2 separate regions of the Homo sapiens genome follow, and region 1 is linked to region 2. The links are chromatin loops, found by intact Hi-C in ENCODE. Cell type or tissue: GM12878. All regions are shown on one strand. Links, peaks and the distances in the headings refer to the core of each region. The heading gives the core; the rest is flanking DNA. Region 1 overlaps CLIC6 (chloride intracellular channel 6). Region 2 overlaps RUNX1 (RUNX family transcription factor 1).

What was found. Hi-C counts contacts between places; a loop is a spot of excess contacts. Peaks named below come from ENCODE experiments on the same cell type or tissue, not always from the same donor. Only the 100,000 strongest peaks of a DNase experiment are listed, where the experiment ranks them.
Region 1: it touches region 2 in a loop (4-fold over the local background); 3 of 110 quality-filtered maps call a loop at or near these places.

Annotation. Positions count from the first base shown.
Region 1 is chr21:34,691,213-34,699,546 of GRCh38, reverse strand. The region is part of intron 1 of CLIC6 (chloride intracellular channel 6); the gene reads right to left. Among named protein-coding and RNA genes, the nearest start is that of CLIC6, 26 kb to the right of the region's middle. In GM12878, for the core only: no CTCF peak of the experiment used is centred there; a DNase peak (open chromatin) is centred at 3,916; H3K27ac peaks cover 2,001 bases.
Region 2 is chr21:34,862,344-34,870,677 of GRCh38, reverse strand. The region is part of intron 5 of RUNX1 (RUNX family transcription factor 1); the gene reads left to right. The region is part of intron 1 of RUNX1-AS1 (RUNX1 antisense RNA 1); the gene reads right to left. Among named protein-coding and RNA genes, the nearest start is that of RUNX1-AS1, 30 kb to the right of the region's middle. RefSeq lists enhancers at 2,105-2,770, 2,771-3,438, 4,419-4,698, 4,739-4,908, 4,179-5,378. In GM12878, for the core only: no CTCF peak of the experiment used is centred there; a DNase peak (open chromatin) is centred at 4,587; H3K27ac peaks cover 1,349 bases.

The DNA of each region.
Region 1 (8,334 bases), core at 2,727-5,226, 170 kb after region 2:
ACACCTGTAATCTCAGCACTTTGGGAAGGCCGAGGTGGGCAGATTGCTTGAGCTCAAGAGTTCAAGACCACCCTGGGCAACATGGTGAAAGCCTGTCTCTACCAAAAATTAAAAAAAAAAAAAAAAAAAAAGCCAGGTATGGTGACATGCGCCTGTAGTCCCAGATCCTTGTGAGGCTGAGGTGGGAGAATTGCTTGAGCCCAGGAGGTCGAAGCTACAGTGAGCTGAGATTTCCCCACTGCACTCCAGCCTGGGTGTCAGAGGGAGATCCTGTCTCAAAAACAAAACAAAACAAAACAAAACATGACAGCTACCATTCACTGACTACCTACTCTGACTTCAGGTAAGGTTCTAAATCATTTGTGGATGTTGTTGAATTTAATCCTCTTAAAATCGTGTAAGACATGTCCTATTATTCATCCCATTTTATAAACAAGGAAACTGAACTTCAGAGATGCTAAATAACCTGGCCAAAGATGCAAATAGACTTCAAAGAATAAAGTGCGCTCTCTCTCTCGCTCTCCTCTCTCCACTCAATGGCCCCACTGTTTTTCCTGGTGCTCAAGATGGAAACTGGACTCTTCCCTACCCTTTACCTGATCATCAGTCTCTTGCCCAGCACAGCGTTTCTGCTTTTGAAGCCACTCTTGCCGGGTCTCAGAGCCTCGGGCCTGGGGGGTCTCTCTGGCTGGAATTCCTAACCCGTATCCTGGACAAGGTTAACCCTGATAAGATGCCATTTTCCTTAGGTCATTCTGCTGGAATGTTATTAAAATGCAAATTGGAATCACAGTGCTCCCAGGCAGTGTGACCACTGGCAAGTCACCTGACCTTCTAGTGTCTTGTCTTTCTTCATGTACAATGAAAGCATAATAGTACCTACCTCTTAGTGCTGGATAAGAATTAAATGAGATGGTACACATACGACGCCTAGAACAATGCCTGACACAACACTTAGGACCTTGGATAATCTGCTCTCCTTCCTTCCATCCTCCCTTCCGTCTGTCTTTCTCTTTCATTCCTTGCTTCCTTCCTTCCTTCCTCTTTCCTTCCTTCCTCCCTTCTGTCTTTCTCTTTCCTTTCTTCCTTCCATCCCTTTCCTTCCCTTCCCTATCTCCCTCCCTCCCTTCCTTCCTCCTTCATTCCTTTTGTCTCTTTCCTTCCTTCCTTCTGTCCTTCCTTCCTTCCTTTAGCACCCAATTGGTTACTAATTGTTTCCTGTAGGTGACATTCCTTCAGAGCAGGACAGTGTCAGCCTCCCTACAGAACAAGTGCTAATGCCTCCTTGTGGCGTGGCCCATGTGAATTTTCTTCCCACTCCCCATGGAAGCACAGGGCCAGGACCACGGAAGGTACCCCATGAAAACTCACATCATGGAGCACATGACCACTGTCCTCACAGGTCTATGAGACTCCTCATTACAGGCAGCTCCTACAGAGACAATGAAACCCTGTCCTCACAGGCCTATGAGATTCCTCATCACAGTGAGCTCCTATAGAGACAGCGAAACCCTGTCCTCACAGGCCTATGAGATTCCTTATCACAGTGAGCTCCTATAGAGACAGCGAAACCCTGTCCTCACAGGCCTATGAGATTCCTCATCACAGTGAGCTCCTATAAAGACAGCAAAACCCTGTCCTCACAGGCCTATGAGATTCCTCATCACAGGCAGCCAGAGACAGCAAAACCACTCCTCCTGAAGGAGAGCCTTGGCAGGCCCCGCAGTTCTCCTGGCCTCAACTATCCCCAAATGTCTCCCCAGCTTGCCTGTCAGGGGCTCCTTTCTCCACCCACCCAAAATGACAATCACTGCGTGACCAACTCACCCTGGTTTGCCCAGGACTGTCCTGATTTTAAAACTGAAAATCCCACCATCTCCCCCTAAGTCCTGGGCAAGCTGGGATTATTGGTCACCCTATTGTCTGCCCAGATAAAAGCCTTATTTTTAGATGGGGAAATACCATTGTTGATGTTTTCCTCACCAAGAAGCAGGCCTTTGCTCCTCGCTAATGAAAACACCAGCATAGATGCATCCATCAGACTTGATGGTTAACACTTTGAATGCTGAGGAGGTGGGACCAAAGATAGGGAAATAACAGCTGCTGAGAAGAGAAGGGAAGGGGAGGGGAGGGGAAGGGACCAGATAAACAGGGCTGAGGTCTGTCAGTGTTCAGGGAAGAGATGAGAATTTAAGACAAGCCTAACAAACTCCCCAAGTCTGTGGAGAACCAGCTAATACAGGGACGGCCTTTCCCCTCCTGGCTTTGGCCACCTTTGGAAAAGTCTGCTGCTCAGCTCAACTAGAGATGCAGTTAAAAAAATCACTGGCGTAGCACAGGTGGCAAACCTACCCCAGAATTGTGACAGACACTCCAGACCAAAGGGCACCACCCAAATGGGCCAGACACCAGGCCCTCCTCATTTCTGAATCTCTAAATCACTCTCAACAAAGGCTGCAATTTCTCTTTGATCCTCTATACTGTCCCTGGATTAAAGAGAAAAGCAAGAATCTCTGTCCAAGTCCAATCAGAAGACCCTGCAGGCATCCCCAACCCATCAGCAGCTGGTGAGAAAAGAGTGCCCTGTGTACCTGAACGGGTGCCGCGTCCCAGGAATTTAGAGATCAAAAGATCAGTATCGATTCATACATGCCACCTTGGAACATGCCCCCAATTCTCATTCTAAAAAGGAGATACATAATTACATGCATTTCTCAAAATAATACACCTGAGGCCTTAAGAAGATCGCAGATTCCAGTTCTGTCTTTTACAAATGTGATGATGAGCAAAATGGTTATGTTGCAAAATAATAATGGTAATGATGAAAGTGATAATGATAGCAACTAACACATATGGAGCATGTGCTCTGTACTACTCATGGTTCTGAGCACTTGTATCAACTCAGATTTAATCCTAGCAACAACCCTATCAGGTGTAGGTACTACTACTGTCTCCATTTAAGAAAACCAAGACACAGAGAGGTAGAGAAACTTGTCCAAGGTCACAAAGCAGGATTTGAACCCAGGCAGTCAGCTAGGATCCTTCTCTCATTCCCACCCTGGACAAATGGAGGGGACCCCAGGGCCAGCAGGGTCCTTCCTCAGAGTGATGGGAGTTGGCTTGTTTATTTGTTTGTTTGTTTGTTTTACCCAGCTCTGCTCTGTAAGGTTTGGAATCCATGGTGATAAGAGAACACATATCAGAAGCAGGTGGAAAGTGCAAAGTACAAACAGTGGTTAGGACAGAAAATGGAGCTGGGTTGAGGCTGTAAAACATGCATGCCCTGTGTGCTTGGGGCATTGGAGAGAAAACATTCGGCAGCCCTGGTGGACAACTTTGGTGGCCAGGTAGGCCAGGGATGGGGGGGGTCTCTAGTCATGTGTGCATATTCTGTCCCCTCTGTAGGAAACCCTTGCTACAACTCCAGATGACAATGGGTTTGATGTTGCATTCCCCCACACCAACACCTAGAGTGCAAAATGTCCTTCTGCCTTATTAACAACAGGCCTCATCCTCCATTCCCATGCCCTTAGACAACCTAGTGGGGCAGACATCCACATGCAGAAACCAGGAAGTCCTGCAAAGCCTGCATCTGGGCAAACAATTCCACCCTTTCTTCCAACAAGGCAGGCAGGGCCATGGATCTCCTTGGAAAATCTCATCGAATCTGCTTTAATCCAGGCCATCATGGCCCCAAGTAGCACATTTCATGTCGTTTAGCCAAAAGAATTTGGGTCTGGAATTTTTTAAGGCAGGTAAAACCAATGTCTGCCTTGGCTATGAATAGCTTTCAATAAAAGCACCCAGAGAGCATAGCACACCAAGTAAGGCCACTTCCTCATGTAGGAAAGGGACTTTTCAGACTTGCTTTTCTCATTTCAGAGTCTGAGAAGACACTGGTTAGGGTCAATAGGGCAATCCCCAACACAGCCAAGCAAATAACCACAAACTGACTTTCCAAATAGGTCAACCCTTGACCACACTCTCTCTGGCCATGGCCTGGAATGACCATGACAGAATGTGAGAGAACAAGCTCTGGGGCATTTACTCGTGCAGTAGGAAGAATAATGACCTCTCAAAGATGTCCATGTACTAGTTCACAGCATCTGTGAATGCATTACCTTGCATGGCAAAAATGACTTTGCAAATGATATCAAGGTTATGGATTTTGACATGGGGAGATTATCCTGGATTATTAGGCAAACCCAATCTCATCACATGAGCGCTTGAAAATGAGAACCTTTCCCAGCTGTGGTCAGGACAGGTTTGATTAGGGAAGAAGGGTCGGAGAAATGAAATATGGCTGGAGTAAAGACGGAGGATGGGGCCATGAGCCAAGACATGCAAGCAGCCTCTAGAAGCTGGGGAGGTGAGGACCTGGATTATCTCCTAGAGCCTCCAGAAAGAAATGCAGCCCTGCTAGTGCCTTGATTTTAGTTCAGTGAGACCCATGTCAAGTTTCTGATCAACAGAACTGTGAGTTAATAAATTGGAGTTATTCAAAGCCACCAAGCTTGTGGTGTAATTTGTTATGGCAATGATAGAAAATGAATACAGCTGAATTTCCACATGGGAATCCTCAACTTTTCCCCAGCACAGTTCAGCAGGTCAACTACTCATCAACTTGCAGAGGGAGGAAACCCTGAAGCAGGTAGTACTTAGCCTATTTCAGAAACTTCCTGCATAGAGCCACTCTGCTCATTTTCCAAAGACTTGCATGATGGCCATGGATGCCATGGAGAAAAAGTGAGAATCCCTGCACCAAACCTCTAACAACCAAGGTGTATTAGTCCATTCTCACATTGCTACACAGAACTACCTGAGATGGGGTAATTTATAAAGAAAAGATGTTTAATTGGCTCATGGCTCTGCAGGCTGTACAGGAAGCATGGCTGGGGAGGCCTCAGGAAACTTACAATCATGGCAGAAGGTGAAGGGGAAGCAGGCACATCCTACATGGCTGGAGAAGGAGGAAGAGAGCAAAGGAGGAGGTGCCACACAGTTTTAAACAACCAGATTTCAGCCTGGGCAACATGGTGAAAACTTGTCACTACAAAAAAATACAAACAAAAAATAGCTGGGCATGGTGGCATGCACTTGTGGTCTCAGCTACTTGGGAAGCTGAGACTGGAGGATTGCTTGAGCCCAGGAGGTCAAGGCGGCAGTGAGCTGAGATCACACTGCTCTACTACCGCACTTCAGCCTGGGCAACAGAGCGAGACCCTGTCTCAAAAATAAAAAAGAGAAACAAAAAAATAACCAGATCTTGGCCGGGCGCGATGGCTCACGCCTATAATCCCAACACTTTCGGAGGCTGAGGCAGGAGGATCATGAGGTAATGAGATGAAGACCATCCTGGCTAACACAGTGAAACCCCGCCTCTACTAAAAATACAAAAAAAAAAAAAAAAATTAACCAGGCGTGGTGGTGCTGTAGTCCCCAGCTACTTGGGAGGCTGAGGCAGGAGAATGACGTGAACCCAGGAGGCGGAGCTTGCAGTGAGCCGAGATCGTGCCACTGCACTCCAGCCTGGGCGACAGAGCAAGACTCCGTCAAAAAAAAAAAAAAAAAGAAAACAACAACAACAACAACAACAACAACAGATCTCATAAGAACTCATTATGAAGAGAACAGCAAGGGGGGAGTTCTCTCCATGATCCAATCACCCGCCATCAGGCCCCTCCTCCAGCACTGGGGATCACAATTCGCTGTCAGATTTGGGCAGGGACACAGATCCAAACCCTGTCACAAGGCAAGACCACAACTCCTCTACGTCGACTTGTGAACTATAGTAACTGTTTCGACCTGAACTGTGGGCAGGCCTGCTTGTTCCTTCACATCACCTTTGGGGCCACAGCTTCTAATGGACAAGCTCCAAATGGAACTTTCTATTTGGCTTCACATGGTTATTTTTCGCCAATTTTTCAACTTGGCAAGAGTGATTTGAGGTCCCTCTAGCCAAAAATCTAACAGGGCACAGACCTGGATCATCACCACAAGAGGATGAAGGGACTACCCATGACATTTTGCCTTTTTAAATCTTGGTTCCTTACTATGGTTTTTAGAACCTACCCTCAAACGTCAAGGTAGGGAAACAACTTCTGGAGGCCATTGGTGCCCCCTAGTGGTCAAGAGATGCACTCATTTATCACTTTCCCTTTTACGGTCTCCATTCCTAATTAGGTTTTGTGGGAAAATGCTACAAGTTAGTTTTTAGCCCCTAGTGGGGGACTAAACCATCTAGATTTCCCTGGGACTCAGTGATTCCCTGCTACACAGGATTTTCAGTTTTAAAACCAGGAAAGTCCTGGAAAAACTAGGACAAGCTGGTCTTTCTAACCCCTGACAGACCTCCTAGACTTCACAAAAGAATCACCGGAAGAAGGCAATGTCTTTTTGTCTAGGCACCTCAAACAGAATTAGGACCTGAACAGTGTGCTTTTAAAAATGCATCTTGATTTGAGGTCAGCAGCTAGATGGTGCATACTTTGCCTTATGTTAGGAAAACAGCAATTTACGATTGGTAAATTATTTCTCGACTCTCATTAAAGAACAAGGGGTGGGGCTGGGGAGGAAGTCCAGTGGTGGGAGAGTAGGGTCACCCCATATGCTGGCAGAGCAGACCAAGAAAAAGAAATTCTAATTATCTCTAAAAGTGTTCAGACTCAGCTTTCTCAACTGGTTCAGAATTCCCCAGCTCTTCTGCAAAGTTCTTTAGAAATGCACAGCTCCCTGGAGGTGGGGGTCCGGGGAGGCACCTGCCTTCTCTTCCTCTTTCCTTATAATGTTTTTAAGTTTTAAAGAGGCCAAAGGCCTAGAGCAATCTATTAACAATGAAAAAAGTCCAGTCCTTCAAACATACTCAGGTCAGTTTCAATGACCAATATATGAAACTTCTCTGCAGCTGGGAGCTGGGAATTGTATAGTACTTTTTGTTTACACTGAAACTAGTGAGTAAACAGAAATATCTTAAGGGTTCTTAAGGGAATTATTATGAGATCAGGTTTAGAGCCAATATAGATTTTAGAACACTTCCTTTTAAAAGACTCCAGAAATCAGAGGCTTTGCAGTCAGGTAGAAAGCAGGTGATCATCTATGTGGTATGATTTGCGAGATCTGGGAGAATCCACCTATCTACAAATGCCCCCACCAGCCTTTCATGAAAGTCTGAATCACAGAGGATTGTCTAGAAAAAAGCCACAGTCCGTCAAGCTACATATGTGGTCATCTTCCCTCAGGCCAAACTAAAAGGGGGCACCAGCTCCAGTGACCTCTAACCTCCCCATGAGTTGACACTATCTGTCCATTTCCTTATACACAAAGTGAAGGTGTTCGTTTTCATAACTTTTCTATACCTTCTCAACGGTGACACCTTCTCAGAGGTGGCTGAAGAAGTGGCAAAGCTAAATGAGCACTCTTGTCTTAATAAATTACATTTTGTAAAGACATGCTTGTCAGATCTCTTTCTAAAAAGTTTGAGGCAGTTTTGAGAAACTGTCTTAGTGACTACAGCTGGTCATTGTTACCATAAAGTATCCTAGTATTCAAATGTTAAAATTAAGTCACCTGGAATACTGAAAAAAATAGCAACCTAAAATACTAAGAAGATTTGGATTGCTAAATTAAAGTTCTCAATAGATCTCATGGATGACACGTTCATTGAAAAGTTTTGCTTCATTTTAAAGGGCAAAAAGAACAAGAGCCACCTGTAGTCAATTACATCATCAGTTTCTCCTGCAGTTGCCTTCCTTAATGGAACAATTTCAACAAAAAAAGCACGCAAATGAACGGCTCTCAGCACAAACAAAATTGCTTGTAAAGGAGCAAGGCAATTGCACAATGTGCTGTAGGACCAAACACCAGATCAATGGTAGAGTGGGATGGTATTTTTCATTTAAATGCAAATTTGGTAAACCTTGCCCTATATCCTCATGTTTAAGAAACCTCATCTGTATCAACCTGCTAGTTTTCCCCGACACTCCCTTTTTTTTTTTCCTGGCCACAGAGATTGAAAGGAAAGCCTGTATTACTAAACCAAAACTTCGGGTTTCACAAGCTTTACACTTAAGCCAGCCTGACATTTTGCATTGGTGAAAGCAGACAAAAGAATCAACCAGGAGTGCATAAAAATCATATTATGTATTAAATCAGAAAACTTGGCTTTAAGCTTCAAGAGAAGGGAAATCAGGGTCAGAATCAAAAAAAAAGTGTGGCATTTAGGGAAATCACAACATTTTATTAGAACTATCAATATGTTCAGAGGAGTGACTTCTCCAGTTTTAACTGTTAGATTCCAGTTTTGCATTTCCTTGTAGTCTCTGAATCTTTACAAGT
Region 2 (8,334 bases), core at 3,147-5,646:
CAGGACTGTTTTGATGTTAGGCAGTACAGCCTAGTGGTCAGCACGTGGACTTTACTGGCTTCCCCACTGTGTTTCAACTTGGGTGTTGCTGACATTTAGGGCCAGTTATTCTTTGCTGTGAGTGGCTTTCCTGTGCATGGTTGAACATTTAACAGCACCCCTGGCCTCTACTCAGGGGCTACTAGCACCCACCCTCCTGGTTGTGACAACCAGAAATCTCTGAAGCCATTGCGTCATGTCCCCTGGGGGCAAATCGCCCCTGGTTGAGAACCACTGGCTTGGAGCTATCTGTCCTTGAACAAGCTACTTGACCTGTCTAAGCCTGATTTTGCCCTTGTCTGTGGGAAGACAGAGGGACAATGAGGATTGATTACCTGAGACAAGACATAGGTTAGGAGTTGTTACTTTTTGCAGTGACACCAACACCATGGGGCAGACAATGGGGACTCTGTGAGTGCATAGCAAACAACAGCAAACAGCAACAACAACCAGAGGTCTGCTTTTTTTGTTTGTCTAAATGGGTGAGCTTCCAAGGAGGAAACACAATCCTTATCCTTATTTCAGGGCCCCATACGGTTCTGTGGTCGTGAAAGGGTTATATGCGGCAGGCCCTGAGATTCCTGTTAGCAATAGGAGAAACGAAATTAAATATGTACTGTAATTTGAAGCACTGCTTTTCATGGGAAAAGAAGTTCTCCCAACTCAGCCTTTCCAACTCTTTTGTCCAAACATTAATGGCATGCAAATATTTATGATTCATATGTGCCCCTTTTAATTCCCAATCGTATTTTAACAGTAAACACTTCATTTTAATAATGAAGCAGAATAATCCCTTTGTCCTGTCGCTGGGTTACACAGGCTGGCACCTGGCAGCATCACATTCTTCCTGAGTGATCATTGCTGCCTCCACCCAAGTTGAAGGGGTTTTGTAGCAGTGCCACGGCAGCTCGCCTTGGACTACTTGAGGACTTCCGGATGTTCCGCTGGAAGCCATTCTTAAGGTTGTGTCTCAGCATTTTCATAAACTGCAAGTGAACATCCATGCATATTTTTCTCTTTTGGCCACGTATAAACTCAGCACTGGTTCATCTGGCTGTCACTTGGAAGGGTTCTTACTACACTATTATCTTGCATTCTGGCCAAATCCCTGAACTCTAGATTACACCGAACCCATTGTGTCCTATTTAATATTCCTTTGATTCGTAATGATGACATAGAAAACACACACATCTATTAGCGATGATTCTGTGAGTCCTAGAAAAGTAGCATAATGTAATATGAGAAGAGGGCACACCTGTAGGACTCAGATGTGCCAGCCTCAGTCTCCCCATCTGTGTTCAATAGGTTTAAGAGTGCCTTTCATCTATGACTTATATCATCTATGTTAGGATGATAAAAGCGAGATGGTGTGTATGTAACTATACTTAGGAAGAAGAGCTAGGGCCCCTCTTGATGATGTTCTTCCTTCTACAGCGAGAATCCCTGAGGGAGGAGGGGAGAGAGCAAGCCAGAGGCAGCATGGGTCTTGCTGAATTTGAAAAGTTGGGAATGATGCTGTTTTTCAGGGCCCACTCCTCGATGGCAAGGAATTTATATTCCTTGGTCCTGCTAAGGGCCTACTAAAATGAGAGTGCATGAGATAACAGCAGGCATTCCATAAGTATTCACAAGTAAAAGCCTATGTAATAATAATATAATTACAAACTTTTATTGGGCATTGACCCTGTGATGGAAATATAGTACCTATTCCTGTTTTATTAGAACTCTCCCTCTGCCCCACCCCCCAAGGTCATTTACTAAGGGCATTTCTTTCATTCATTCATTTATCAGATATACATTGTGCACCTACTGTGTGCCAGGAACTGGGCTAGCATGAGAAATACGACGGTCAGCCAAAGAGAACCCACAGCCTTGGGGGCTAGTAAGGAACATGGCAATTAAGTAGGCCATCCCTGTTGTGAGTAGATAACACATGATAGATGGGTGTGGCGGGAGCCAAGGCTCAGAGGTACAGAACCTGGTGAAGGTTCAGAGGGTCTCCCTGGACCACTTGTCATTCACTTGAGACCTGCAGGTGACAAGGAGACTAACCCGGTGGAGGCATGAAGAATCATGTCCCAGCAGAGAAAGCAGAGTGAGGAAGGAGCACCTGGCCTGTTGGGAGCTGAGAGATGCTCCAGTGGCGGTGGTTGGGGAGTGATGGCGGGGAGCCTTACAGAGAGATAGGGCGGGGATTGCCTTAACATCCACGTTGGGAATTTGGTCTGATCCTAATGAAATGGAGAACCACTTATAACTAACTCCAGATACAAATTGTGGAAAGATACTTGGCTTACAGTTTAAAGAATGGAAAGGACATTTGGAGGGTGCGTGGGGAGCTTAGAGACCCATCCAGAGACTGAAAGCTCTCCTTTCTCCTTTCAAGCAGCGCCAGGCATGTGTATATCCAGCTTGCAAGGACCCCATTTGGTAGATGGCACTGTACCTAGAAGTCAGCTCCCTCCTCAAGCTTGCCTCAAGCTTCCCTCTCTTCCCTCTCTACCTCCACACTCACCTGCCTTTCTTCCTACCTGCAGTGGCAAGTGCTGCAAGGCTGGTGAGCAGGAGCTGACGCCCCCCAAGCCTTCCTTCCCTGAAGAATGTCCATGCCTCAGGCCTCCCAGCTGCAGCTCTGTGTGGCCTTGGGCTGTGTGTTTGAGGCACCCGGCTAGGGGCACTATCGGAATCAGGAGGAGGCCAGGCCCAGGAGGTCACTTTGGTCACTTGCCCTGTGTGACCCCAGCCCAAACACACAGCCTGATGGATGAGTGAAGACTGGTAAATCTGGTGGCTGTCCTTGGGGGAAGCACAGGGCAGCAGGTGTGGCCTTGGTCTCCAGGGGGCTGCGAATTCAGGGTTTTGGGGTGTTTTGGTTAAAACTTGGTTCCCCAGCTGAGATCCTAGGGAACTGTGGTATCAAAAGGAAAAGGAAGATTAGAAAGGGAAAATGAAATCTCAGGAAAGGAAATGCAAGATTGCATGAGAACATCATGGTGTTTTGTGGGATAGGTGATATTCTGCCAAATAAAGAGGCCCGCCCCTCCACTCCTTTTGCAAACCTGAGCTTTTCCCCTGCCTGCAGTTGAGCCCAGCATACCTGTGCCTTGGAAAAAGCAAGCTATGCCTTCCAAGTGAAATTCGACGTTGTAAAGGACTGGCTGTCAAACTGAAAGTTTGCAGAGTGATTCATTGATTTTTAGAGACAGGGTCTTACTCTGTCACCCAGGCTGGAGTGCAGTGGCGTGATCTCGGCTCACTGCAACCTCCGCCTCCTGGGTTCAAGTGATTCTTGTGCCTCAGCCTCCCAAGTAGCTGGGACTGCAAATGTGTGCCACCATGCCCAGCTAATTTATTTTATTTTATTTTTTATTTTTATTTTATTTTATTTTATTTTTTATATTTTTGGTAGCAATGGGGTTTCACCAAGCTGCCCAGACTGGTCTTGAACTCCTGAGCTCTAGTGATCCTCCCGTCTTGGCCTCCCAAAGTGCTGGGATTACAGGCATGTGCCACCATGCCTGGCCTCATTTATCAAACTTTTCTTTATTGCCTCAGAATAGAAGATACAAAGATGAATAAAATTCTGTCCCTGTCCTCAAACAACTCATTTTCATAGAACATCTCCAGAGAAAATGCTTTGCATGTCTTCGGTTTTCTCCAAGTAAAACAGCTATTTTTCAAACAATCCATAATTCCAAACAAATGCCATTTCCATGGAAAACTGAGTTCTATATTCTAAGGACCTGATTTTCAGTCTGACTTTTGAGGGTAGTCCTGGTGCCAGTAGCTTAGGCCTCAAGTCTGCATTTTGCATGTGTGATGTGAGTGCGATTGGATCAAGCAATCTGCAAATACAGGCACTTTGCACACAAGTATATACAGTACGCCGACATCTTAATTCAATTCAGCATGGAGAATCAGGAAATTATGTGCAAGTTGAAGGATTTGTATCCCGTCCAGAAATCCCCAAATAAATTAATTATACAACTCCACTGTCAAAAATAGTGGCAAATGTTTGGGTAAGGAAATGGAAGAGGAGCATAAGCATGAATTTTGGCTGTTAGGTTGTTCCAGTGGAAAAGTGAGAAATCAAAATTAAAAATACTTCATAAAAAATACTCCAAATGCAGACTACTCCTGGAATCCGAGGGTACGTTAATTTTTATACTTAGTTATCCGCAATTAAAATTAGACCCAAAGCCATCTATTGTAAAAGGAGAAATCTCCCTGCAACCTTTCAGGATCTTGTGGGATTTCCTGAATTTGCAAAGAGCAGAACCTGAGCCTTCACTGACTCTCTTGGTTTTTAAAAGCTGCGATGTTTTTCTTTTATTTTTCCTTTCTCACTCTTTGGGCGTTTCAAGACTCTGGGCACAACTGGCTTTCCTGCAGACAAACACAAGAGTGAAAAATGTTGCGATTGTGTTTCCTAAGGACTCTGAGCCCCCAGGGCAGACGGCTCCTTTGTGTCTGCAGCCTTCCTTTGCGTGACAAAGGGCAAGTTTCACATCCCCTGAAACTGTCCCCAAAAGAAGAAGATGACTCATGCTTACAGACCTACACTAAGGAGAGTGACAGGAACAGAGTCTGCTGCAGAGCCAACTCAGGTAGACCGGGGATACCTGCAAACTAGACCTGAGGAGGCCGAGTCACAACAGGAGTCGGGGCTCGCCCGTCAGACACGGGGTGTTATAGGAGGATTCTGCTCTGATGTGGCCTGGATGCACTTTTAAATATGTTCTTCACACCTAGGCAAGAAATGACCCCGAGCTGCATGTCTTTTTGCTTTGTAATCTCCTTGCCACCCTCAGCTCTTTGGGGAGCAGTGTGCACATTTGAAGCAATCCTGAGGTTTAGCCACTTCCCAGATGTGGTGAGGAAGTGGAGAGTGCGCTGGGCCATGCGGAACTGCAGGTTCCAGCCGTGGCTTTATTTGACCACAATTGGCTGTCAGAGTTCACCAGCCCCAGGGCCGCCAACGTCAAGACTAATCAAGCCTAGACCTGGGGCCTCCCCGCTGACTGGCCCTGGGGAGTGTGTCATGGCAGCGAGTGTCCAGGAAGACTCACCCCTTGACCTTCTTCCCAACTAAATAAAGCAGTTAGTATTTTGCCCTGGCATTTGGATGGACACACTGGCGTCGAGGGAGACAACACATGTTGCAGTGAGGAGCACTGGCCTGGCTTGTTTACATAGCATATCAGCCACTCACAGTTGTGCCTTACAAAGGTCGCCAGCTGGCGGGGCAGGAGTGAACTTGAACTTGAAGTTCAAGTTGCGTTTAGGCCTGGTAGCAGCCCCATCACCTGCTGAACACACACACACACACACACACACACACACACACACACACACACACGCACAAAACCCCTCCTCATGTCAGACGTCAGTGCCTACTTCATCCCCAGCTCCTTCTTACGGGATCTGTCACAGCTCTGGTCTTTGTGGAATCACCTTTATCATGTCTTTAATGATCATTCCACTGACATTTACTGAGACCTTTCCCTGTGCTCTGCTTGTATATTCAGCATTCCATTTAACCTGCAGAACAATGCTACGAGATGGAATGACTGTTATTAACCCCCTTTTACAGATGACAAAGCTGAGGCCCCAGAGAGGTCAAGTAACTTGCCTGAGGTCACACAGCTAGCAAGTGGCAGAGCGAGGTTTTGAACCTAAGTAGGTTGCCTTGAGAGTCCACACTGAATGAATCACCACTGTGTTTCCACCTTCATGGGATTTTATATGGAATTCTTCTCTCTCACTGCTTCCAAGCCTACATCAAGACAAACCTCATCTGCCCTGTTGTTTTTTGTTCTCACCTTCTTATTCAGTATGAGTGTCGTTTGGTGCTTCTAATGGTCTTCTAATGGTCCTCCTGGAACCCAAGCCCTGGCTGGAACTGATGCTGCTGTGGTGGTCAGGGTTCAGTGAGCAGGAGGAAGGACTTGGTGTTTACCCCTTGTTTACCCCTTTCCTTGGCTTCCTTCCATGCAGGCCACCCTGTGACCCCGTGGTGGCCCCCTCTGGAACCAAGAGCTGCCGACTTCCAGCAGCACACACAGGATCAGTGCTGGGGCCATCTGTGCACTGACCAAAGCCTCTGCTGGCCTCACCAGACCAAGGCCAGTGAGTGCTTCAGGGAGCCTTGGATCCTCCAGGCTGCCAACAGAAACACCGGCCCTCTCGGCAGCAGCCCCATCCTTCCACCCCTGCACTGGGTCCTGAAAAGCCCATTTTGGGGCCGTTGCTATTTAGCCAACCTGCCCTCCCTTGCTCTCCTGTGATTTCTCACTATTCCGGCTGCAGCTCGCTGGGAGAAACACTTGAGAGTCTTTTGTGCTCCACACCCATGTACTTAAAATACCAGGCCTATAGGTCATTTCAATGAGGGAATTTGGCTCATAACACGTGTGCCCCGAGGCACAGATCCTACTTCTGCAGATGCTGGCCAAGAAGGGCTGTGTCCCAGCCGCCATGGGGTGGGGCCACAGAGAGGGCAGGGCCACGTGGAGGGCAGAGCATGTGGCTCCTGTCAGGTGCGCCCGTTGCTGACTGCAGCCCAGTATCAAGGCTCTGCTGGGTCTCATTGGAAGAATACAAAGGACGTGTAAGGCAGTTTTCGTGCTGTGGAAAAATGTCACCTACACCTGTGAAGAAGTCATCACTGTGTCTGTAAGATAATAAGCAAATGTCCTTGTACCCAAAGCTGTAAACAAGAGCCCTTTGTGAGGGAGAACCACATGACTGGCCAAAACGCCCCACCTACTAGTGTGTGCTCGGTGGAAATGTCTTGTGACTGTGCTTAAAATGAAGGGCATGATTGGGAGGCCAAGGTGGGCGGATCACAATGTCAGGAGTTCGAGACCAGCATGGCTGACATAGTGAAACCCCATCTCTACTAAAAATACAAAAAATTAGCTGGGTGTGGTGGTATGCACATGTAATCCCAGCTACTCGGGAGGCTGAGGCAGGAGAATCGCTTGAACCCGGGAGGCAGAGGTTGCAGTGAGCCGAGATCACGCCATTGCACTCCAGCCCAGGAGACAGTGCAAGACTCCATCTCAAAAAAAAAAAAAAAAAAAAAAGATGGGCATGAAATAATGAGAATTCAGATAATGACCATTCATTTCACAAATTATCACTTTGATTAAGTTTTACTCCTGATTATATAGGTTAGTCTGTGGTTTACCAGATGGGGTGTCATGAGTGCTCAACTGCCAGAGGCCCAAACGCAGCTCAGTAAGAAAATGCTTTTGAGCTATAACCCAGGTTGAGTACCATTGGTACATTAGAATCACAGAGTCAGATTTTACTTTTTGGGGCAGTGGTAGGTGTGGATAAAGTATCTCCAGTCCAGATTTCTTGTACTGGTGCTATTGGGTTTGCGGGTGGAGATTTATGACCTCAGGGATAATAACCGGAAGAACAGTGAGTAGAAAGCTCAGGGATATGAGTTTTGCTGTATATCAAAGCTGTGTGACTTTGGGAAAATTACTTAACCTTTCTGGGCCTTAGCTTTGCTACCTATTCATCAAGAACAATAAAATCCATCTTGTTTATTTCATGAGATTGGTGTGAGGACCAAATGAAATAGTATATGGGAAGGTGTTTAAAAAGTTGTAAGTTCTACACGACTTAAAAATGCCAGTATTATGAATGCAACCATTCTTTGTTGTCATTTGGGTAGTCGTGGATAGCGTGGTGGTAGGAGAGCCACTATCGGAGCAAGACTGTTCCAGAGGGTAAAACACACGCGTGCCTGTAGAGCAGTTGTCACTGGTAGAGCCATGATGGGAGCTCTTACTACATTGCTATTTGTACTGAGTTAAATAGTGTTCTCCAAAAAGTGTATGTCCACCTAGAACCTTAAAATATGGCTTAAGGTCTTTACAGGTGTAATCGAGATAAAGTCATACTGGACTTGGGTGGGCCATAAGTCCAATGACTGATGTCCTTCTAAGAAGAGGGAGGGGACACCCAGTAGGAAGACAGTCATGTGAAGATGGAGGCAGAGGCTAGAGTGCTGCAGCTGCAAGTCAGGAAACGCCAAGAAATGCTGGCCACCATCCGAAGCGAGAAAGAGGCAAGGATCCTCCCTAGAGCCCTCAGGGGGAGTGTGGCCCTGCTGCCACCTTGATTTGGGACTTCTGACTTCCAGAATTGTGAAAGTCTTAATTTCTATTGTTGTAAGCCACCCAGTTTGTGATAATTTATTACAGCAGCCCCAGGAAACAAATACAGTATTTTTATGAAGTCACTGAGGTGCTAGAGTTGTAGGCAACAGAAGAATCA